3 separate regions of the Homo sapiens genome follow, and regions 2 and 3 are each linked to region 1. A link is a loop called in an ENCODE intact Hi-C map of the cell type or tissue named here. Cell type or tissue: Calu3. All regions are shown on one strand. Region 1 holds the start of LOC105369877 (a long non-coding RNA gene). Region 2 has its middle 76 kb from the start of MIR3059. Region 3 has its middle 79 kb from the start of LINC02258.

Region 1 (8,000 bases):
ATATATGTAAGTATGAAAGAATATATACAAAAGGCAAATGAGATGTGTATGTGTGTGAGGGTGGGTTGATGGTGTTCGAAAGGGGTACTGTAATATCTCCTCTACTTGTTTTTCAGGCAAAAAAAAAACACCCTTTCTTTTTTATTTTAAATGTATATGCATAATTACTAAGAAGAAAAAAATGTGCCACTTTACTTTCTTTCAGAATAATAATATTTCTTGGTAAAAACTGAAATAAACAATAAAAATGAATTTATTGTTGGCAGAGCCAAAAAATACATGTGTATGTATGTGTGTGTGTATGTGTATATATATATATGTGTATATATATGTATATATGTATATATATATATATGTAGTTAATATCCTTTTGTTTGTTTGAGCAGTAAGCCAATTAAATAACTACAACAAAATATTTTATTAAGGTTGTATCTTCTCTTTACTAATGTTTTTAATGGACCCTTCAAAAATCTATGAGTCCGTAAAAGTATGGTAGATAGTAGGTTTAAAAGGGAAAAAATAAAGGTTTCAATATACATTCACTGAAGTGAAGAAGATGAAGAAAAAAAAATCCTTTATATATCATGTATTTTTCAATGTTTTTAAATCTATATGAGCAAAATTTTGACATAGTAAGTAACTCTTTTGTGATGGGCCAGTTGAATATATTAATACAATGAAGTGTGTAACAAAGAGATGGAGACCTGACAGCCAGAGTCCAAAGTCTGGCTTTCAATTAAGGATGTCTTTAGCTAAAAGACTTTGGGCTAGTTGACTAAAAATTTCATTTTTCACATCTGTAAAATTTGTAGGCTGAATGAGATGGTGAGATCAATAATTTCTAAGGCCATCAGTAGCTGTACAACTCCATAAGTCTGTAAGACTGATGAAAGCATTCTCCTTATGGCTTAAAAGAATTTATAATTCAAGGTTGACATACACAGCTATCTTTCTAAGCATCTTCTCTAATGAGATCCCTTGATACTTCAAATCTAACTTCACCCCAGGAATCTGGGGATGTCGCTATGAGTTTCAATATATTCTAATGCCACCAAAACCTATTTCTGTCCTACTGCCACTATGTTAGTCATATTTTGGTAAGAAAAATTAAATTAGAGTTACTCAGGAATTGCATTGCTTGTTTGCAATTGATACGTCTACATAATTCTATGAATTCCATATTATAAGTGAAAATCTGGTTCTAAGATCTTAACAATACTTCTTCCCAAATCAAGAGAAGTCTAAATTTTTACTTTAAAAATATGTTCATCTTTGCTCTGCATTTATTCAATGGTGTTCCAGTCTAGGCCTACTTACTAGCTTGTACTGACTTCAGATATTTTTATAACGTTCCATTCTCTTTATGGTTTATTTATTCCCCCCTTTATTGAATTACTACAGTCTAGTGCATATAAAAATATTTGAAAGAACAGCTGTGAATTAAAAAGACAGCTCTGAACTATACAGATTTAATAAATCTAAAATTTTATTTAAAATTTATAAATTCTTTGTTTCTTTCTGTCTGTTTTTGCGTCTTGGTAGAATTTTGAAGTGGTGCCACTTGATTCCTTTCTCCTCTTCCTTTGTGTAATTGCTTTACTAGTGATCTGTATAATTTCAGGTGTCTTCATGATGGTGAACATCTACCTTTCACTTCCAAGTTTAAGATACCTTTGAGTGTTGCTTGTAGGTCCCGTCTAGTGGTGATGAATTCCCTCAGCATGGAAATGCAGCCTACCAAAATCTGTGAGATACAGCAAAGCAGTGCTAAGAGAGAACTTTATAGCTTCAATATCTGCATTAAAAAAGTAGAAAGATTACAAATTAACAATCTAATAATACACTTGAAGGGACTAGAAAAGCAAAAACAAACCAAAACTGCAGAAGAAAAGAAATAACAAAGTCAGAGCCGATCTAAATGAAAAAAGACCAAAAAAAAATTACAAAAGATAAAACAAAACTAGATTATTTGAGTAGACAAACAAAACTGATAAACTAACCAATAAGAGACAGGAGACAATAAAAGTAGAATCAAAAGTGAAAAAGGAGATATGAAATATAAAAGATCATTAGAGAATATTATGAATAACTATATACTCACAAACTAAAAAGGCTAAAGGAAATAGATAAATTCCTGGAAACATGCATCTTCCTAAGATTGAACCAAGAAAAAATTTAAAAACCTGAGCAGGCCAATAAACAGCAGCAAGATTGAGTCAGTAATAAAAAAAAAAATCTTTCAACAAAGAAAATCCCAGTGCCAGATGGATTTACAGCCAAATTCTACCAAAGGTATGAAGAACTAATAGCAATCCTTCTGAAACTGTTCAAAAAATTGAGGAAGAGGGAATTTTTTCTAACTCATTCTAGGAGGCCATTATCACCTTGATACCAAAACCAGACAAGGACACAATCACAACAACAAAACTCCAGAACAATATCCCTTATAATCATAGACACAAAATTTTCAGCAAAATACTAGCAAACCAAATACAACAGCATATCAAAAAGATAATACACCACAATAAATTCGGTTTTACACCAGGGATGCAAAGATGATTAAACATATGCTGACCAGTAAATATGATACAGTATATAAACAGAATGAAGGACAAAAACCCTATGATCATCTCAATAGATGCAAATAAAGCACTTGATAAAATTCAACATATTTTCATGATAAAACCCTCATTTAACTAGGCATTGAAGGAACATGCCTCAAAATAATAAATGTCATATATGACAAACCCATAGCCAATATCATACTGAATTAGGAAAAGTTGAAAGCACTTCCCCTAAGAACTGGAGCAAGACAAGAATGCCCGCTTGCACCACACCTATTCAACATAGTACTAGAAGTCCTAGCCAGAGCAACAAGGCAAGAGAAAGAAATAAAAGGTATACAAACTCGAAAAGAGCAAGTCAAGTTATCTTTGCTTATTTAAGATATAATCTTACAGGTGGAAAAACCTAAAAATTCTAGAAAAAGCTCTTAAATTTGATAAATGAATTCAGTAAACTTGAAGGATACAAAAAAGCATACAAAAATCAGTAGTGTTTCTATGGACCAGCAACAATTTAGCTGAGAACCAAATCAAGAAGGTAATCTCATTTACAATAGCTACAAAAATAAATATAAATACCTAAGAATATATTTAACCAAGGAAGTAAAAGATCTTTGGTGAAACACTGATGAAAGAAATTGTAGATGACACAAATAAAAAATATCCCAAGCTCATGGACTGGAAACACAAATATCATTAAAATGACCATACTTTCATTGAATCTGCGGATTCATTGAAATCTATATCAAAATACCAATGTCATTTTTCACAGAATTAGATAAAGCAAACCTAAAATGTATATGAAACCAAAAAGACCCTGAATGGCCAAAGTGATCCAAAGCAAAAGGAAAAAACCTGGAGGTATCACATCGCCTGACTTCAAATTTTATTACAAGGCTTAGAACAACGTGGTACTGGTATAAAAAACAGGCACGTAAATCAATGGAACAGAATAGAGAACCCGGAAATAAAGTCACATACTTATAGCCAACTGGTATTTGACAAAGTAAACAAGAATACACATTGGGGAAAGGACACCCTTTTCAATAAACAGTGGTGGGAAGATTGAATGGCCACATGAAGAAAAATGAAACTGTCACAGGATCCTTGGGGTGTTGTTTCGCCAGCTGGGAACCTCTGTGGCTGGTGACGCTTTTGCCTGAGTTTTGCTCGGGCCTGCTGGGCTCGTTCTGCCTGTTTTGGCCTGGCAGGCTGCGCTTGGCTCGCGCTACTGGCCTGGATGTCACACCTGACATGGGTGAGCCAGGCGTGGAGCAGTGAGGGATGTATGAGGGAGCGAGGTGGGGTCTGGCCACTGCGCACAGCCAGGCATGCCGGCTGGGGGTCGGGGGGTGGGGCAGCTCCAGGTGCCCGCACGGGTGCCGGCTCCCTGTGAGGCTGCGGCTAGACCAGGCTTACTGCAAGCAGCTTCCATGGCTGGCACCAGGGAACGCAGTAGCGCCCAGAAGATTGGAGATGCCAGGAACCGCAGAGCCCCAAAGAGGGTGTCACAGCCCATGCTCGTCAGTGCCCAAAATCCAGAGAGGGCTGAGGCGGCAGGGGCCTGATGTGTCAGCACTGCCCCAAGAGTGGGCACAGCCGACTGGGTTTGTGACAGCACCTGGGCTTGGCCTCAACTTTGCTCTGAGATCGGAGAGGGCGCCGGGAGAGGCCAGGCAGTGAGAGCAGGCACTTCTGAGCCTGCTGGGGCAAGGGGCTGCTTCCCGGGCCCGGAGAGTGCAGAGATGCTTGGGTCCGTAGCCATGGCTTGGGCGGCTGTAGCTGCACCCCAGGAGGCGGGGACCCTGCCTGTCCCTGGCCCCCAAGAGCACAGAAATGCCCGGGTCCGCACACACAGCTGGGTGGCTGCAGCTTCACCTGGGAAGCAGGAGGCTCCTGCCCAGCTAACTCGGAAGGGGGCGGGACTTCCACCTGTTCCTTGCTTCCCTTGGCTCTGTGGAGTGCGCAGCCCCCTCCCCGCCTCCCCCGCTGCAGCCCGCGTCTTCGCAGTGGCAGCTCCAGACGGGCCTCTCCTGCAATCAAAACGGGGCCCTCAAACAACAAAAACAAACAAACACGGCTCCTATCCCCTATCTCTCACCATATACAAAAATAAATTAAAAATATATCAAAGACATAAACATAAGACTTGAAGCTATAAAAATACTAGAAGGAAACCTAGGAAAAACTCATTTGGATATTGGTCTAGGCAAATAATTTATGACTAAGACCTCAAAAGTACACGCAACAAAAATAGACAAACTGAACTTAAACTAAAAAGCTTCTGCACAGCAAAAGAAACAATCAACAGAGAGAGCTGACAACCTGTTGAACGGGAGAAAATATTTGCAGACTATGCATTTGGCAGGGGACTAATATCCAGGATGTAGAAAGAACTCAAATAACCCACCAACAACAACCCCCCACCCCAAAACAAGTAATCCAATTAAAAAGTGGGCAAAATACATTAATAGACACTTCTCAAAAGAAGACATACAAATGACCAATAGGTATATGAAAAAATGCTCAACATCACTAAGCATCTGAAAAATGCAAATTAAAAGCACAATGAGATATAATATGCCTGTCAAAATGGCTATTAGAAAGACAAAAAATACCAGATTTTAGTGAGAATTTAGAGAAAAGGGAACTCTCATATACTGTTGGTGGGAATGTAAATTAGTACAAGCTTTATGGACAACAGTATGGAGATTTCTTGAAGAACTAAAAGTATAACTACAATTTCATACAGCAGTCACACTACTGGGTATCTCCCCAAAAGAAAAAAGATCAATGAATCAAAAAGATATCTGCACTGATAGGCTCATCGCAGCACTATTTATAGTAGCAAAGACATTGAATCAACTTAAGTGTCATCAATAGATGATTGAATAAAGAAAATTTGGCATATATACACAATGGAGTACTATTCAGCCAAAAAAATATGAAATTATGACATTTGCAGCAACATGGACAAAATTGGAGGACATTATCTGAAATGAAATATGTCAGACACAGAAAGACAAATATTGTGTATTCTCAGTCATAAGTGGACATACAAATGTAGAAACATGGACATAGAGAGTATAATGATAGATAATAGTGACTCAGAAGGGTGACAGGATGAGATAGAGTGGGTGAAGAGAAATTACTGAATGGGTATAATGTAAAGTATTTGGGTGATAGATACCCTAAAAGCCTTGAATTGACCTCTTTGTGATGGATGCATGTAACAAAACTGCACTTGTATCCCGTAAATTTACACAAATAAAAATTTAGAATATTTGTTTGGCTCTTCCAATCTAGACCCATATCACTGATCTTTGGTTTCATCTACCAATTTATGGGGTTACAACCCCATAATTACATTTGAAATTACATTTGAAAAAGAAATGTAAGTTACATTTGGAAAAGAAAGCTTTCACCTTTATATAGTAGGGTAAAAATCACTCTTTTAATAGAAAATATATAAAATAAAACCTTTTAAACAAATGACAAAGTTTTTACAGTCAACATTACTATATCTAGGAATAAAGTTGAAAAATATTCCATATGGAAATCCAGTCGGTCAAAAATTTTGGAAGTACAAATAATAAGTAAAATATTTTAGTAAGTGCTAGAAAACATATTAAAATGGCTTATCTTTTCTCTAATTCTGACTGCAGGCAGAAATTACCTTTAAAAGGTTTATCAAATACAAGTGATGTTTAAAATTAGAAAATTAAAAATAAATTCCAATTTCATGCCAAAGTTTTTAATATGCATATTTTGTGTAGTATACTAGAATATCTATATATGAATGTACTCTAAAAATGAATCATATGCCTAAGAGAGTAAGCAAAAGCAGACAGAATGTCTGCTTTCAAGAACCTAGTGGAAGATACAAACATCTTAAAAGTCACAGAAGTAAATCTATTGCAATGATAAATGCAACAAAAGAGAGCTATCAGGATATAAGGTCACTTAAAGAGATTTGATTTAATAAGCTAGGCAAGAATGACTTCTTTGAAAAGGGATAGCTGATCTGGAATGAGTAGAGACACCTAGATAAAAAGAAAGATGGCATGCATAGAAAAGTATTTAGAATAGAAAGCATATGCAAAGAGCCTGTGGCTGAAAGATACAATATGACTATGAGTGACTGATAGATTCAAATGGCTTGACATGTGAGAATAAGGAGTAATATGAAAGGAAGAATGGGTAGAAAGCATTCCAGGTAGAAACAACTGTCTGGATATATGAACATGCTCTGTAACAAAATAAATTATGGAAGAAATGGGACTGAAACTTGTCATTTGCGATGGAGAAGAGAGAAACACAACAGTGAGATGAGAAGGCTAGTGGAAGGTAAGGCTAGAGAGATTGTGGTCAGATCATACAGGACATTGTAAACTATATTAAATTTATGCCTAGTGTTCTAATATTGGAACGCTAAGCATGTGGGAGTTATTTATATCCTACTGCTCAATGTCATAGCCAAGATCTGATTGCAAAAATTCAAAAAATTGCAACCTGAGGCATAAATGGGTTAAAGGGGTTGCCTTTCTCCTTATAAGAACAAGAACTTCTGAAGGATTTTAAACAAGGCATGAATGTGGTGGGGGAGGGATGTTAAGAGTTTCCTTCATTTACATTCTGTAATGTGATTCTTACTTCCCTTCACTGTAATTCTTACTTCCTTACAAGGCAGAGTGAAACCCCAAGGTACAACACACTTCTGGTATGCTCTCAATTAATCATGAACTCCATTACACCTAATCAATTCAAGATGATTCAGAAGGTACTTGAGTGCCTTGATATGCCTCTTGGTCTTGGTTGTGCATATTGAAAATCAATAGAGTACGATAGATACACGGGTTGCAAAATATTGGTCTGAATCAGTCATGACATTATTATATATCTTAAAAGTTACTTTTCTCAGGAAATTGCTTCTAATAGCTTGCTGATGTTTTTTTACTAATTCAAATGAGGAACAGAAATATTTGACATTTCAGCCTTCTAGGTAAACTTTCGTTTATGTTAACTGACCAGTAAGAAAATTGGTCTGGTATATTTTATTTAAGGTTTCAAGCTCTCCCTTGACTAAGGTTTCCTTGAAACTGAAGTATGAGTCATATTCATGTTTGCATCATAGCAATTAATTCAATGTCTGGCATTATATAAGGTCTTCAATTTTTGTCTATTGAATGAATAGAAGTGAAGTTGATGCAATTTGGGTTTTTAAATATGTTCTGCTGCAGAGGTTCACCAATTCTTAAAATGTCAAATCAATTCAATACATGTTTAATGAGCTACTACTCTGTACAAGGTAGTGCTAGACAAGTATTTATAACTGCCACACAAATGTTTTAAGATGCTGCTTCTCTCAGACACAGTTTTACTTTATCATGTGCTCCATTGTTCCTCATGGTTCTGTTTAATACTTATGAGTAGCTA
Region 2 (8,000 bases), 400 kb before region 1:
GAGTACCCAATGTTTAGTTTACACTTATACATGAGAACAAGCAGTATTTGGTTTTAATTTATTGGTATATAGTCGCTCATAGTATCCACTAATGGTCCTTTGAATTTCTGTAGTATCAGATGTATTGTCTCCTTTTTCATCTCTGATTTTGTTTATTTGGATCCTCTTGTTTTTTCTTTGAATGGGTAAAGGTTTGTCAATTTCGTTTATCTTTTCAAAAAAACTCATTTCATTTTGTTGGTGTTTTGCATTGTTTTCTTCACTTCAATTTCATTTATTTGTGCTCTGATCTTCAATTAATTCTTTTATTCTACTAATTTTGGGTTTGATTTTCTTATTCTTTAGGATGATGCATTGTTAGGGTTTTTATTAGAAGTTTTTCCTTCTTTTTTGTTGCAGACACGTATAGCCCTAAATTTCCCTGTTAATACTGCTTTCTCTGTATCCTATTGATTTTGGTATGTGTGTTTCCATTATCATTTGTTTCAAAATGTTCTCAATTTTCTTCCTAATTCCTTCATTGTCCCACTGGTCATTCAAGAGCATCTAGTTTAATTTCCATATACTTGTATAGTTTTCAAAATTCCTTGTGATTTTAATTTCTAGTTTTGTTCCATTGTGGTCAGAGAAGTTTCTTGATATTATTTCAAGGTTCTGAATGTTTTAACACTTCTTTTACCACCTAACATATGATCTATTCTGGAAAATGACCCATGTGCTCACTAGAAAAATGTGTATTCTGCAGCCATTGGATGAAATGTTCTCAAAATATTTATTATTTTTTATACAAGTTAATTTCCATTTTTTGGTTGATTTTCTGCCTACATCATCTGTCCAATACTGAAAGTGGGATGTTAAAGTCTCCTGCTTTTATTGTATTGAGATTTAGCTCTTTATCTCCAATAATATTTCTTTCATATATCTTGGTGCTCCATTTTTGAGTGCATATACATTTACAATTGTCACATCCTCTCGCTGAGTTCTCCACTTAATAATTTTATAATGACCTCCTTTCTCTCTTCTTACAGTTTTTGTCATGAAAGGTGTTTTGTCTGATATAAATATAGCTACTCCTGCTCTTTTTGGTCTCCCTTAGTATAGACTACCTTTTTTCATCCCATTGTTTTCAGTCTATGGGTATCTTTATAGATCAAATGTGTTTCTTATAGGCAACAGATAATTGGGCCTCACTTTTCTTCTCTGTGTTATCTTGAAATCATTGGTTGAAGTATCCTTTCATTAAGAATGCTGAAAATAGGCCCCCACTCTCTCCTGGCATGTAAGATTTCTGCTGAGAAATTCATTATAAACTTCATGGGGTTCCCTTTGTATGTGACTTGACCTTTTTCTCTAGCTGCCTTTAACCCTTTTCCCATTTAGAAAAAAAAGTGCAGCTCGCTGCCAGCACTCATTTAATTTTATATAAACAGACTCTGAGGCTAAAGCAAATCTGACTGATTTTAAATGTGAAAATAGAGTATAAAAACTGTTCTTGGAGTTATTTCTAAACATAACTAACATGAGAATTGTCTGAATCATCAGAATCGCCTATTTCAGAAAACTCATTAAATAAATCTTTGTCCAAAAACCATTCAAGAACGATGTTAACATCATGCGTAGCAATGCTACATTTTCTAGCATTTGACATTTTCAGCAATTGAGAATGACTATATTTTGTAAATGGAAATACCACTACAAGAAAATAGAATGGTATAAATAGAATGAAGTCTTTTGTTTCTGAAGTTGACAAAAAAATAGAATGGTATAAATAGAATGAAGTCTTTTGTTTCATTCGTTGATAGAGTGATGCGAAAATAATCATAAAAGCGAGATATTTTGTTGCAAAGTTATCTAGGGGCAAATGCTGCAGCTGCAAGTGCCACTGGGGAGCACTCTGGAAAAATGGGAAAAGGGTTAAGATTTTTTCTTTAGCATTGGCCTTGGACAGTCTGGTGACCATATGCCTTGGTGATGCTCATTTTTTATAGTATCTTTCAGGTGTTCTCAGGATTTCTTTTATTTGGATACTTAAGTCTCTAGCAAGATTAGAGAAATTTTCTTGAATTTTTCCCTCAAGTAGTTTTTCTAGGTTCTCTCTCATGAATGCGAACAACTTATAGGATTGGTGGTGTATATAATCCCATATTTCTCAAAGATTTGTTCATTTTTTTTAATTCTTTTTTTCTTTATTTTTGTCTGACTAGTTTGAGACACAGGTCCTCAAGCTCTGAAATTCTTTCTTTTGCTTGGTTTAGTCTACTGATAAAACTTTCAATTTTATTTTGAAATTACTTAAATGAGTTTTTTTGTTTATTTGTTTGTTTGTTTGTTTTAAATTCCAGAAGTTCTGATTGATTTCTTCTTAGGATGTGTATCTCTTCCTTCATTTCCTGGATTGTTTTAAAACTTTCTTTGTGTTGATTTTCAAACTTGAGTTGGAATTCATTGAGCTTCCTTGAAATCCATTTGTTGAATTTTTCATCTTTCATTTCTGATTTTCCATTTTGGTTATGGACCATTACTGGAGAGCTAGGGCCATCCTTTGGTGATGTCACTACACTCAGTTTTTTAATGATGACAATTCTTGTGTTGGTTCATTCTCATTTGGAAACACTAGAACTTCTAATTTTTGTATTTATTTTCTTTCAGGTGTTTTTTTTTCTTTTTCTTTTTTCCCCAATAATTTTATTGATTTTCTTTTTTCTTTCCCTTTCCCTTGCCCTCTCCCCTCCTTAGGGGTTGTCACCCTAGATAATGCTGGGCAGGGCTTTCTGGCTTTGATTCCATGTCCTTATGCACATCTGATACCAAATTTTGTGTTAGGCAGTGTAGTTCAACCTACAAACCAGTAGATGAAACTTATAGGTAAGAGCCAGCTGTGGCCAACATGGCTGGGCATATTCTTGATCTTTGTTTACTGTAAGCAGTTCTTTGCTGCCTAGGCAATGGGCTATTCTGTGGAGTGCAAAGTGGTCTTATCTCCCTGCTTGCCCACCCCTGTCCCTCAACCCAAGAAGCAGGTGCTGGGGCAAAGATAGGCAGGGCCAAACTGGCCAGGTCTGCCTACAGGTCCCCCAGTGGCAGACATGAGCACCAGCTCCAATGAATAATCCAGTGGATGGCCACTAAGTGCCCAGAGGTGTGTTTAGTCATGGAGTTGGGAAAACTCCCTGACCCAATTCTCTGCATGGGGATGGGGGACAGCCTAAAACCCTAATCCAGGAGAATGGGTCCTCCAAATGCTTGGAGATCTGCCTGGACATGGAGCAGGGAGGGACCCTCTGCACCAACATTTCTGCACAGGAGAGGGGTGGCAACTCAGGCTGCTGAACGAGGCAAACAGGTGCTCTGAATGCCTGGAGATATGACTGGGCTTATGACAGAGAGGGCCCCCTGCACCTGGATCTCTGCACAGGAAAGGTGGGGCTGTTCATTCTGCTGTTCCAGGTGAGCAAGTGCTTCAAATGCCTGAGAATCTTCCTAGGCATGCAGCAGAGAAGGCCCTGTTGCACTAAGATCTGGGTCCAGGAAGGGTGGGGCAACTCAAGTGGTTGAACCAGATGAATGGGTTTTCTGAATGCCTGGAGATCTACCTGGGCATAGAGCAGAAAGTGTCTTCCTGTACCACAATCTCTGCACAGGAAAGGTGGTGTGGCTCGGGTTGTTGGTCCGGGCAAGCAAGTGCTCCAAATACCTGGAGTTCTGCCTGTGTGTGAAGATCTGTGCCATGATCTATGTTAGAAAGGGTGAGGCAGCTCAGGCTGCTGGTCCAGAAGAGTAGGTGCTCCAAATGCCTGGATTTCTGTCTGGGGGTGGAGCAGAGAGGGCCCTGCTTAAACACAGTCTAAGGGGAGCAGCCTTGAGCACCAAGCAATGGCACACACAGACTAGCTCTAATTCGCTAAGCTGGATCTGGCAGCAAGTCCACCACCCAGGAGAAACTGCAGCTGTAGCAGCTCTTCTCCTGCTCCAGGCTTGTGACGGGAGAGCACAATTCCACCATCTACTGCTGAGGCACCTTCCACAGTTCTGGCTGTGGAGGCCCCTATCCTGCTCCAGAGCAGGCACTCTAATCTCTGGCTTGAAACTAAAATGCCTGTGCAGCCACTCTTCCGAGTCACACAAAATAATGGCTGACAGTGTATGTGCACAGATTAAAAATGGTGTGCTGCTCTTGGTCCACGGTCTGGGAAAATGTCTGCAGCTGTTCCCAGTGTCTTTGCCTTATAATGTCTCCATCCCTCTCCCAAGTTACCTTCAGGGCTTGGGAGAAACAAAGAGCTCTTCCTCCTCGTGGATTGCCCAAATCCCAGGTGGAAAGGTGAATCACAGGGGGATGCTCTCTTCCTCTCTCATGTACTGGGACTTCACTAACTTTTATCTGCCAGACGCCATCACAGGGGCTGTTTGCCAGCATCTTCCTTCCTGAAATCTGGGGTGTCCATCATGATTCTGGTAGATTCCTGATTTCCTTCTTGAATTAAAGCTCACAGAGTTGATCTTTATGTGCTATCTTGCTATTTCCAAGTGGCTGAGGCATGTTAAAAGCCCCTAATATGCCATCTTGGGAACAAAATTAAGATAGCTTTATAATAGTACTTGGATCATGATACAAAGATATAGAAGTAATATTATGCACAATCTATCAATGTAATTTAAGCTCTTTTATTTGTCACTAAATTAAGCCATAGGCTATTGTGTCAAAAGAATTGAATTAGAATATAGCAAGTTGCTGATGCTATTTATTCTTAGAAACAAATTTCAGACCAGAAAATCCATGTGCAAACAATCAACCTTGCTTCCACATATTTCTAGCATCAGAAAAGCAGCCTCACTTGCTACACATATTTTATATTTTAGACTATGGGTTACTAAACTACAATCCACAGGTCAAAGTCAACTCATATATTGTTTGTCCAACCTGCAAACTAAGAAAGACTTTTACACAGTTTTTAAATGTTGGAAATATAATCATAAGAAAATCATATTTTGGATCATGCAAAAATTCAAATTTTAGTATTCATAAATACATTTGTATTGGAATATAGCCATACTCATTTGTTTACATATGGTCTGTGGTTTCATTCCCATTGCAAGGAAAGATTTGAGTAGTATTAAGTCAGTGCAAAAGTAAATGCGGTTTTTGCCATTATGTTTAATAGTAACAGAGACTGAATGGCTTATGAAACTGATGCTATTTACACATTGAAATCTTTCCTTTGCTTAAGTCACAGTCTGATTTGCTTGCTTGTTCAGATAATAGGAGTACGAATTCTAGTGATTTGCAGGATTTTCCATCTAGGTCTGTATTTCTGACCATTTGTCCTACTGTCTCGAAATTAAAACTGAAACGTTTACATGTTAGCCTGCATTTGTACTTGGCTAATGTGTGAATTCTGCCTAATCTAGCATGTGTCTGCTAGGTGACAAGCATGTTCCAAATCCTCTTCTCCTACTGCAAGACTTTTCTGTGTCTTCACAGTGATTTCATTCTTAGTTAATCTACCTGATTTTATTCTCAGTCTTCACACTTCCTCCTCCTCTTAATATTTTACCTTATATTTTGCAACAAAATTTCTTCCATGAATATTTTATAGACTATATGTAAATGCCCTGATCTGTTTTGTACCATGAAAGTTTCATATAAGAAATAGGCAGCAGCAGTGGTATAGAGCAATTTATGCATGTCACATGGTCAAAGTGCTTGTAAAATACATACCTTGTATAATCCCTTCCAACTAAGTAACCAATCATTCAGCACAAGTTTCTATTGATTCTGATGACAGCATTGGGCTTCAGTACTATAAAAGTAAATTTGAATAAAGATGTTTTCATCTTTATGGTATGATCTGTTTACTACTTATTAGATTGATAAATGTTTACCAAATATCAGTTTCAGGGAAAAACTGCTGCTTCACTGTTTAAGGACATCTGATTTGAAGTATGTCAGAAAGATTGGTCGGTGTGCTAAACTCATAATACCTCAGGAAAAAAACTTGAAATCTTTTTCTCAAAGGTATTCTTAAAGCACAAAGCTATGTTGATGTTTCTAATTGGCAAAAACATTTGTGGGGAAACAAGGGAATTCTTTGTTATGATTCTTCTTGTTTTCATGAAATAATTTTTTTGTGACTCACATCAGAGCAGATGACATTTTGTGAAAAAAAAGATTAATAAAGTAATAATTCTCAGCAAACTTAGATCCTATTTTTCTGCATTTTTTTTCAAAAGAGCAAGTGATGAAATGCCAGAAGATGTTAAGGAAAGAGTGTTGTGGACACATAGAATTTTTTTTTAATGCAGTATGACACATCAACAATATTTTAAGGCTGAATGGAGGACTAGATTACATTAGAAGAGGAGTTACATGGTTGAGGATTAAACAAAGTTCATTCTTAGTTATGAGGCTTAAATGACAATGGTGATCTTAGAGCTATAGAAAAGTCTTAGGGTAATGGTGCCAGAGTGCAGGTCTTAAGTAGAATAGCTAAAAATTAGAGGTTTGTAACCAGCTACGAATCTAATGGTACCTTTGTGACATTGTCTGCAAAAATAGAGGACAGTATGAAGAAGCACGCCTCATATTTTTTAAGTGCTTTAATCAAAATTGCATCAAGCTTGTTTTAAGAATTGCAGTTTTGATTACTACTTTTCCAGTTTCATTGGCCAAGTGAAAAAGGAAGACAATTTTGAACAATATGCCTTTAAAAAATGTAGTTATTTTCTTGAATTGAAATATTATGGAGGCTTAAAAAACCCCACATATATAATGGTTTATTTTTCTGTTATTTTTGTGCTTCTTGAAACTATTTCAATAGTTTTCTTTTAGATAAAGATGCAAGCAAAAATAGTCTCAACTTTAGGCAGTATAATTAGTCATCTCCAATTTTGCCTGAGGAAAACGATCAGTTTCTTTAACATTACTCTTTTTGACACTCTTAAATCCTCTCCTCATTATGATTCCAAACAAGAAGAATCGAAATTGCATTAAATTGTATAATTTAAAAATATTGTATATTTTGTATAAAAGTTGTATAACTTTTCCGGCTGGGAGCGGTGGCTCACGCCTGTAATCCCCGTACTTTGGGAGGCCGAGGTGGGTGGATCACGAGGTCAGGAGAACATCCTGGCTAACACGGTGAAACCCCATCTCTACTAAAAATACAAAAAAATTAGCTGGGCATGGTGGCGGGCACCTGTAGTCCCAGCTGCTGGGGAGGCTGAGGCAGGAGAATGCCCTGAACCCAGGAAGCGGAACTTGCAGTGAGCCGAGATCACGCCACTGCACTCCAGCCGAGGTGACAGAGCAAGGCTCCGTCTCAAAAAAAAAAGAAAAAAAGTTGTATAACTTTTCCAACACAATCATGTGTCTATAATGGGTTTCAATTGTCTCAGCATTTTCCCAGAATCAGTCAGAAGAAAATTGTAGAGAAGAAAAGGACTGCTTTTCAAACCCATTAATGTTTTCCACCTCACTTGGGGCTGGCCTTCCACTGAATACTGTATCCCCTATGTCGATTACACTACTTATGCTGTGGGCTGATCCTATTGTTAACTTCGCTGCTTGAGTGTTAACTGAAATATCATCTTCTTAAAGACAGTTTGTCTAATTTTAATAAAGTTAAAGTACAACATGGACCAGATAGAACAAGGTGGTGGGGGGAGGGGGCTAGATTATTGATTATTCTACTCTACGTGACTGAAGGCAACTTACATTGCTTCAATGATCATCAAGCATAAAATGAGGGATACTGATACATGAAATGATGTAATAACCTTATTCAGATATTATGACACAACTAATTAGATGACCTATGATAGTTGAATAATGTGTCTGATTCTATCCAAAAAAAAGTTAGTTTATATTAATGTTGGCATTTACAGTTAACTAAAATGTCAAAGCAGAAACCGGAATTGTTTTTTTCTATAGTAAATATATTTAATGGGATTCGTTAGAACACATAACTACAGATTTGTAGTAATTTGAATAATAAGATTTT
Region 3 (8,000 bases), 1.6 Mb before region 1:
GAATTTCTCCTGGCTTGTATATGCCTTCTACCTTGAAATCAAAACTCTCTATAAGTAGGAGAGGTTTGGTCTCTATCTAATTTGGGCAAGGTTTTAGATTCACTTTGAGAGTGACTGCTCAAAGATCAGTGCTTACTCCCCAAGTTCTCCTTTCCTAATAGTAGGGGAGCTGAAGGGAATAGTACAAGGTGTTGGAAATGAAGGAGGAGTTTTTCACCTAAGGCCAAGAATGACCACAAATTAACAGGATTGAGGAGACTATAGGAATAAAGTTCAATAAGCCAAGCCAAAACTCAATAAGAAGGCACGTATCAAAACAAGCGTACAATGACAAAAACATTAACAGCCAGGTAAATAAAGTTAGCAGGGTAAATTCTGGGGCAAATGTCCAGAGATTTATATGAGTTTGTTCAATGCATATAGGTGTCAGTTATGGTATCGTATACCCCAAAACATAAAGTGCCAGAAATATGTATTTTCAGCTACAGTGTTAGAGGCTTAAAATGTATTCTTCACAATGACGTACATTTTACAGATGTAAAATGAAAACTTGGATAATTACACTCAGTTCCATTTGATTCCAAGGTTTGCAGACATGATGCTATACTTCATGGGTGAGGTACGATTGGAGTTGGGCCTTGAGTGTTGGATAATAGTTGTAGACAACACTAGATGGTAAGACAGGGAGAGATATTTACTGGACTAAGAAAATAAATGTCACCAAAGTCTCAGAGGTAGGAACTTCTGGGACATATTAGGGGAATAAAAAGAATCTTCTTCTTCCATTTTTATTAATGTAAGTTTCAATTCAACATGTACAAAATGAAACAAAATCTTGACTATTTTTTCATCTACATCCCAGGCCTATGTAAAGTTTGATATCAGATACAAAATGTGAATACCAACTTCTGTGGATTATTGTATTTCTAAGAGGAGAAAAAACATCAAGGCTTTTCTGACTCTAATCACCAATTCAATAAGCACTTTGGTATAGTTTATTTGGACAAACATTTATTGAATTTTTGTGACAGATAGTATGTTCAATGATGGAGATATGAAGAATAATAAGACATAGTCCCTCAGGGGCTTAGAGTAGTGGGGGAAACAGATTGATATAATTAAATTACAGTTTTCTAGATGTACTGGTAGAAGTATGTGCTCTTACTTATTGATATTTTCCTTGCAGTTGAAATTAATCTTCAATTCAATAAAGAATTATTTGATTGTTAAAGAAAAGTTACTCTCATTTCCAGGTTATTTGTTTTTGTAATCGTTTTGTTTGAACAAGAAACTACACATCTTTTTTCAACATTATACTTAACTTTAGACTTTAAAAGTGATTTACAGATATTAAGGAATATTTTGTGAATTGGGCTTTAAACGTATTTTTTGGGGTAGGGGATTCTTACAGGAAACTTCATTCCCAAGCTATTTATTTTAGGCCCCTCTTTTTATGTATTTATCTTTTACTTTTAAATTGACATACAAAATTGTGTGAATTTAAAATTTACATCATGATGTTTCAAAGTATATATGCAATAATGACTAAATCTAGCTAATTATACATTACCTCAGATAGTCATCATTTTTGTGATGAGAACACTTTACATTCACCCTTTTAGCATTTTAAAATAATACAATATATTATTAACTATTATCACCATGTTGTAAGATAGATCTCCTGAACTTATTCCTCCTATTTAACCAAAATTATGTATTTTTTGATCAACATCTCCCTACCCCTCATCCCTCTGCATGTATTTTTTTCAGTCAAAGAGAAATGAAGACAATCATGATAGAATATGCTGTAAGATATAGATGAGAATTTCTTTGGCTGAGATTTTTGAGGGGTCTTATGTAATCCTACTCAGGTTTTTGTTGCATATAACTCAATTTCACAAGCTTTCTTTCACACGTCCCTTGAAAGTACAGTGATTTTTTTTTTAGTGTTCTTCTTCTTTCATGCCAGGGTGTTTACCTGCCATTTCATATATGTTTGAGTTGGCAACAAAATGAAAAATTGGTTCTAGATATAAGTGTCTTACAGGTCAGCGATTCTAAGTGGCAACAAAAGCAGCAAAACCAATAGTAACTTGATTCTTTGAAAGACCTTATGTAACATTTAAAAGCAGCCAATATCTTTAGAAAACTCTTGTTGAATGAATTAATATTTTTACATACAGTTAGGAATTTGATTCTAGGAGCAACAGCAAAACCCAGAAACCATATAACAAAGGCATATATATTACAAGTCAATGAGCAAAAGGCGGATATAGGTATAAACATGGCTAATACCCTGTAGGAGGAACCACCAAATATATTTGTAATTTCTGGCAGTAAGGATTTTATCTTTATATTTACAGAAACCATAAGAAAATATGAAGATTTTACATTTTTTCATTAATAAATCATTACTTGCCATTTTTAATCCACAGAAGTTGGTATTCACATTTTGTATCTGATATCAAACTTTGCTTAAGTCCAACTTGATGGGCTGTGAAAATGAGGATGATTTGTTCTTAACTTATTTAAAATGAAACAATGCTTATTGCAAATCCTGGCCATATTTAGGCTATTTTCTTCTGTTGAGCATATCTCAGATAAGCACAACAGGAAGGAAAGATGGCTAGAGATGTAGCTAAGATGGGAAGGGCTAATCTATAAATATTAGATGACTGCAGTGTGCTTATGCTGTGCTAGACACTACATACTAGGAATAAAAATAACTAGGCGGAAATTCTGACAAGTGTCAGAGGAGAGAATAATAGTGTTACTATCTTAAGAAGAAAGCCTGAGAGCAAACCACACATCTTGTGTATTTGACTGCAATGATCAAGATGACCATACCCAAAGTAGGGTGGCATACCGTTAGGAAGTAGAAAGGCTGCTAGATTTTAAGTCAGGTCTAGATGCTCACCCGGCCCTGGCATTAATTTTCTCTTCCAATTTAGGCAATTTGCTTTAAAAAAATGAGCTGCTATTTTGTCATCTATAAAATGGCCTGTTGTATCTCTAGGCATTCTTTCAGCTCTAACTAGATGATCCATAGACTCTTTGTCTAATTCTTTCTCTAATCCCATTGAGGAAAGAACAAGATAAAATAATTTAGATTATAACGTTCTGAGTTTTAATTAGAAATAAGGACATGTTTCCAGGCAGTGAGAGTGACTCAGTATTGGCAAGTGTTTCTAAGGGAAGCCAAGAAACTATTGTTTCTGTAGATTAGTGAAATCTTTGACATTCTGCACAGCCAAAATCACTGCCTGAAGGTAGTGGGGAAAAATGACCAGATGGCCTCAGGGGCTTCTCTGAATCACCTCCACACTGCCAGGTTTGAAGAAACTATAAAATGACACTGTTAGCTTTCAGGTTGTATATATTTGTCTTCTGTGTTGTCTGGAAGCTCTCCCATCAGAACTACAACCATCTCCTAATGCTTTATCTTGTACTCAGGCAATGCAACTCACTCCGTTCCTAGACAGATGGAAAATAAGGGAACTGCCTTGTGAGAAACTGCAGAAACACAACTGGTCTAATACACTTCACCACTAGGTGGCACTCTAATCATATCACAGCTACCATTTTAAAAATCAATAACCTTGCCTTTATATATGAAAAATTTCACTTGTTTTCTGTCTTAAAATGGTTCCCCCTTACCACTCAAATGAAAAGGCTAGCTCTCAGAAAGCTTGAATTTTTTATATGTAGTTTTAGAAAATCGTCAAGTTCAGTTATTTTGTTAGGCATTCAATAATTTATAAGGCTTTTTTATATCTCATATAACAAGAAGCAAAATTCAATAAATACATGTGTGGTGTAAAATATCAGTGTATGTTTAGTTGGTTTAGTTATTGTAAAGTGAATTAGACACATTCCAAGCATTACAATGTGATGCTACTCCATCACATTGTTATGTAAATGTTTTGAAGTGTTTCAAAAATGTAATGGACCCAAGTGATATAAAAAGTTTTAGTGTTTGAAAAATGTAAGGGACACAGGGAAATTCTTATTGTTTTGCAATTAAGCAGAAAATGGCCTTTCTTTTTTTCTTGCATCTCCATTGCTACATCCCAGTGTATTCGTTGCTAATAACTGTGGGTACATTTAATGAAAATAAATGAGTTTTAAAAACATTTTCCGTAAAAATCTCTTTTAAGAATCTCATCTCCAAAGATAGATATTCATCCTCTCTTCTCTGTTTGGTCTTTTCGGAATCTGACTTTCATTAATAAATAATGGATTGTTTACATATGTATATGTTAGTCAACAGCAGGAATCCTTTAAAGTCATACTGCCAAGTGACTTTTCCATTTCTAGAATGACCAAGAAGACCAGAACCTAGAACCAAATTCATCTGTGGTTTAGCTTGGCTGAGCTAGGAGGGAAAATAAAATGGACAAATTGCTATGTTTTGGATATTTGTTCTCTCAAAATCTCATGTTAAAATTTGACTCCCCATGTTGAAGGTAGGGCCTAATGGGAGGTGTTCAGGTGGTGGGGGCAGAACCCTCACGAATAGATTAATGCCTTCCCTTAAAGGAGTTCTCACTGTATTTGTTCACATGAGAGCTGGTTGTTATAAAGAACCTGGCACCTCCCCTCTCTGTCTTGCTTCCCTCTTGTCCTGTGGTCTCTGCACACACCCGCTCCTTTTTGCCTTTGCGATGAGTGGAAGTAGCCTGAGGCTTTTGCCAGATGCCCAGTCTTTCAGCCAACAGGGTCGTGAGCCAGATACCTTCTTTTCTTTATGAATTATCCAGCCTCAGGTATTCCTTTACAGAAACACAATGGACTAAGAAAGGTCAAAAAGTGTGCATTACAAAAGCAATTCCTGTTTTAAGGAAAAAAAAATGACTTGTAGCTAAAGCAAATAAAATAGTATTTAAAGTCAGTTTTCAACAACAAAAGCAATTCAAGTCAAGAATGGAACAAAACAGGAAATAAAAAGCCAAACAAAGTACATTTTCTTTAATGAAATAAATATCTGAAAAAATATAGCTCTGTGTTTTATAAAATCTGTAAGTTTTTTTAAAAATTCAGAATATGAATTCATCCTCAGAAACATCTGATTTTTAAATGTATATTTAAAAGATAGATGATTTAGAAAAAAATGTACTCTTTGTGAAATGATTCAGTTCATTTTTTTAAATAGTAAGTTATACCTGAAAATCACTTGAAATATCATAGTCTGTGAAAATTAAACATGTACCTAACTTACAAGAAAACGTGTATTGGCAACTATACTTTTCTTACTCTCCTGGGGTAATTTTGTTTATTACTCCTCTCTTTGTTTTCTCAGTATTTAAATTCCTTATAAAAGTTTGCAATCTCTCCAGCCTGGGCTACAGAGTGAGACTCCGTCTCAAAAAAAAAAAAAAAAAAAAAAAAAAAAACAGTCCAGTGTGTGGTTATAGATATGTGATATGTATGTGAATAAATTGATGAATGAATATTGTGTGAAGGGGCAGTAGTTCACATAGCTAAGAAAATAAACAATTAAAATTTATCATGTGGTTGCAAGGATAAAAATTTCTCTTTCAAGTGACCTTCAGTGACAAGATGGCTTAAAAGTTTCCCTCAGCTTGACTAGACAGGTTTCTTCCTGACTATAAGTTCCTGCACTTTCCTTTTCTTAGAGCATTTACTTTAGAAAACTTGGAAGTGTAAATTCTTTGTCTCTCTTAGATGTAAATCTTCTTGCCAGTTTTACAACCCAAGCAATGTCTTTCTCAAGGACCTAGGAGCCATGCCTTGAAATGTAATCATCAAGAAAGACAGGGCCCCTATCTCCCACTCTCTGTGAGAGTATTGGAGCCTAACTTCAATAAGTGCCAATTAGCAAACACAGAGGGTCTAATCACACTGACGAAGCTTCCTCCCTAAAATCCTCTAGTATTTTTCCAGTAGCTCACCCTAGTGCTTAAAAACTGTCTCGTCTTTTATTTCAATTGAGTTAAATATCTCTCCTTTATTGCAATCATCTTGAATTTTTTTCTTGCTGTTTAATTTGTCCAATGCAATTTTCTCAAACATGTTTTGTTTAAAAAAAATCGATATCAGAACATAAAAATATGCTAAATTAGGTAATATCAGTGGGTATTTAGGTCAGTGTTAAATATCTAATAGTGGCATTAAGGATGTTTATGTGGTTTTTCTTATGAATTTCAACCTCAAATGTTTAAGATATACTTCAACCCTTTCTATATATTCATAAATTCCTATGGAAATATTATACACAAGTTAACAAACACCATAGTTGTACATATGACCATTATTCTTTTATCTCCTCTTGAAGATAGGTGATCAAATCTACTGCAATAAATAGTATCTCCAGTAAAAATGTTAGCAGAGATCTGGCTTGTAAGTTTGTTTGTAGGTGTGTGTATGAGGGTATAGATGGCACTCTGAGAGGTCAGTCAGAATAGAGGAGCATTTCTTCAGAGTTCCCACATAACATCATCAGGATGTGTCCCATTTCAGTCAATACGCTGGGAATTAACAGGGGATCTGTTGACAGTAGGTCTGCAGTTGATGCATAGAGGACTCAGATTTAGGAATTCCATACACTTTATAGTCCTAACTTTGAACAATTTTGCTTTATTATGTTCTAAAAATATTTCTCTGAAGCTTCAAGGGATAACTTTAATTCTGTATTTGTATGATTTGTTAAAGGTTTATCCATGATGATACAGACTTTGATCAAATGCCTTCAGATTCTCCCTTAATGTGGCTCCAAAATTCTCAAGTGAAGAACAGATAAATGGAGCAACCAACTATGAATTTTAATCCTGGCATGAAAGGAAGCTGCTTCTTCTCTGTAGAGACAGCCCGTATGCCCTAGAAGCTGAAAACTAAAATTATTTCAATTAGCTAATCCACAGGGCTGGAAGCCCTGGAAACTGGGTTAATTCAACACTGCTTGCCATTACTTTAGATGCCCCTTACAGCTCCAGCTTAGCTAACTACTACCCTGTCCTGGGGAGCAATCCCTGTACGGCCCTGACTGGCAGGCTGCTCTACACTGGAGTTTTATGCAACAAAGAGTTCCAACTTTTATCTATTTGAGTGTCATTGTGTTGTGTCCTACTTGCAAGAAAATCTTCAACTCTTATAAAACTAAAATGAAGACAATAATTTCCATGTTCTCTGCCATCATGTCTAGACTATTGATATGACACCATCACTGACCAGGCCATTAAAAAAAAATTGTTCATGTAGGAAAACAAACTGTTGCAAGGCAAATGTGATGGCATCTTGAAGCAAAACCACTATAAGGACTGGTGTTTGACCCTCACATACCAAGGTGTGCTGCAGTAAGGTCATTAAACATTGATTGTGGCATAGATAACCCCTTATAAAGATACCTGTCTATACTCCTCAGTTATCATCAGTCTTGGCAAGAAGCTCTGAAGATATGACCAGCTGCCCGTGTTTTGCCCTAAAAGCTTGCTATATAAAGAATATTTTCTGGAGGCGGATGAGGGGGTCCACTATCTTGTAACTGCCCAAAACATCACTTCTGTTTATAAGGCCATATTGAATATTTATTTCTGAGAAGCTGGATTCGTTAGCCTCTTTATTCAGCCCCTTGGCTCCCTTGGAACATTTGGGTGGGTTTGTTTATACCTGTTCACCATGGAAAAGTCCACACTTTCTGATCATAACACTTGTCCTTTTTCTTACGACTGTTGTCTATTAGCATCTATATTTTATCCTTTATTTCTATAAACACCCATCTTATAATTTCCTTCTTACTCCCAACTTCACACATTATTTTAGTAATTAAGAATCCTTAATATTAATCAAGCCCTATAATACCTTGTTTTCAGAGTTCTTCAAATTCCCCAATTACATTCAACATCAAAAATCAGCCATTCACTTCGTAAACATCCTTGGGTTTTGATTAGTTTGATGGATGTCTACCCCTTTAAGATCTTGAACTCCAGTAATTCCTCTCTACCTTCAATGTTTTTCAATTTGAAAACACTGAAATTTTTATT

The links. Hi-C counts contacts between places; a loop is a spot of excess contacts. Peaks named below come from ENCODE experiments on the same cell type or tissue, not always from the same donor. Only the 100,000 strongest peaks of a DNase experiment are listed, where the experiment ranks them.
Region 2: it touches region 1 in a loop (1.9-fold over the local background); 3 of 110 quality-filtered maps call a loop at or near these places.
Region 3: it touches region 1 in a loop (6-fold over the local background); 6 of 110 quality-filtered maps call a loop at or near these places.

What each region holds. Positions count from the first base shown.
Region 1 is chr12:86,261,020-86,269,019 of GRCh38, reverse strand. LOC105369877 (a long non-coding RNA gene) reads right to left here and starts at 7,007. Exons shown (of 3, transcript XR_001749240.2): 1 at 1,672-7,007. It also overlaps a transcript of MGAT4C not described here. RefSeq lists an enhancer at 4,042-4,725. In Calu3, no CTCF peak of the experiment used is centred here; DNase peaks (open chromatin) are centred at 3,749, 4,209 and 4,499.
Region 2 is chr12:86,664,716-86,672,715 of GRCh38, reverse strand. It overlaps a transcript of MGAT4C not described here. Among named protein-coding and RNA genes, the nearest start is that of MIR3059, 76 kb to the left of the region's middle. In Calu3, no CTCF peak of the experiment used is centred here; a DNase peak (open chromatin) is centred at 3,545.
Region 3 is chr12:87,843,992-87,851,991 of GRCh38, reverse strand. No RefSeq gene overlaps it. Among named protein-coding and RNA genes, the nearest start is that of LINC02258, 79 kb to the right of the region's middle. In Calu3, a CTCF peak has its summit at 3,555 (motif pointing right); a DNase peak (open chromatin) is centred at 3,531.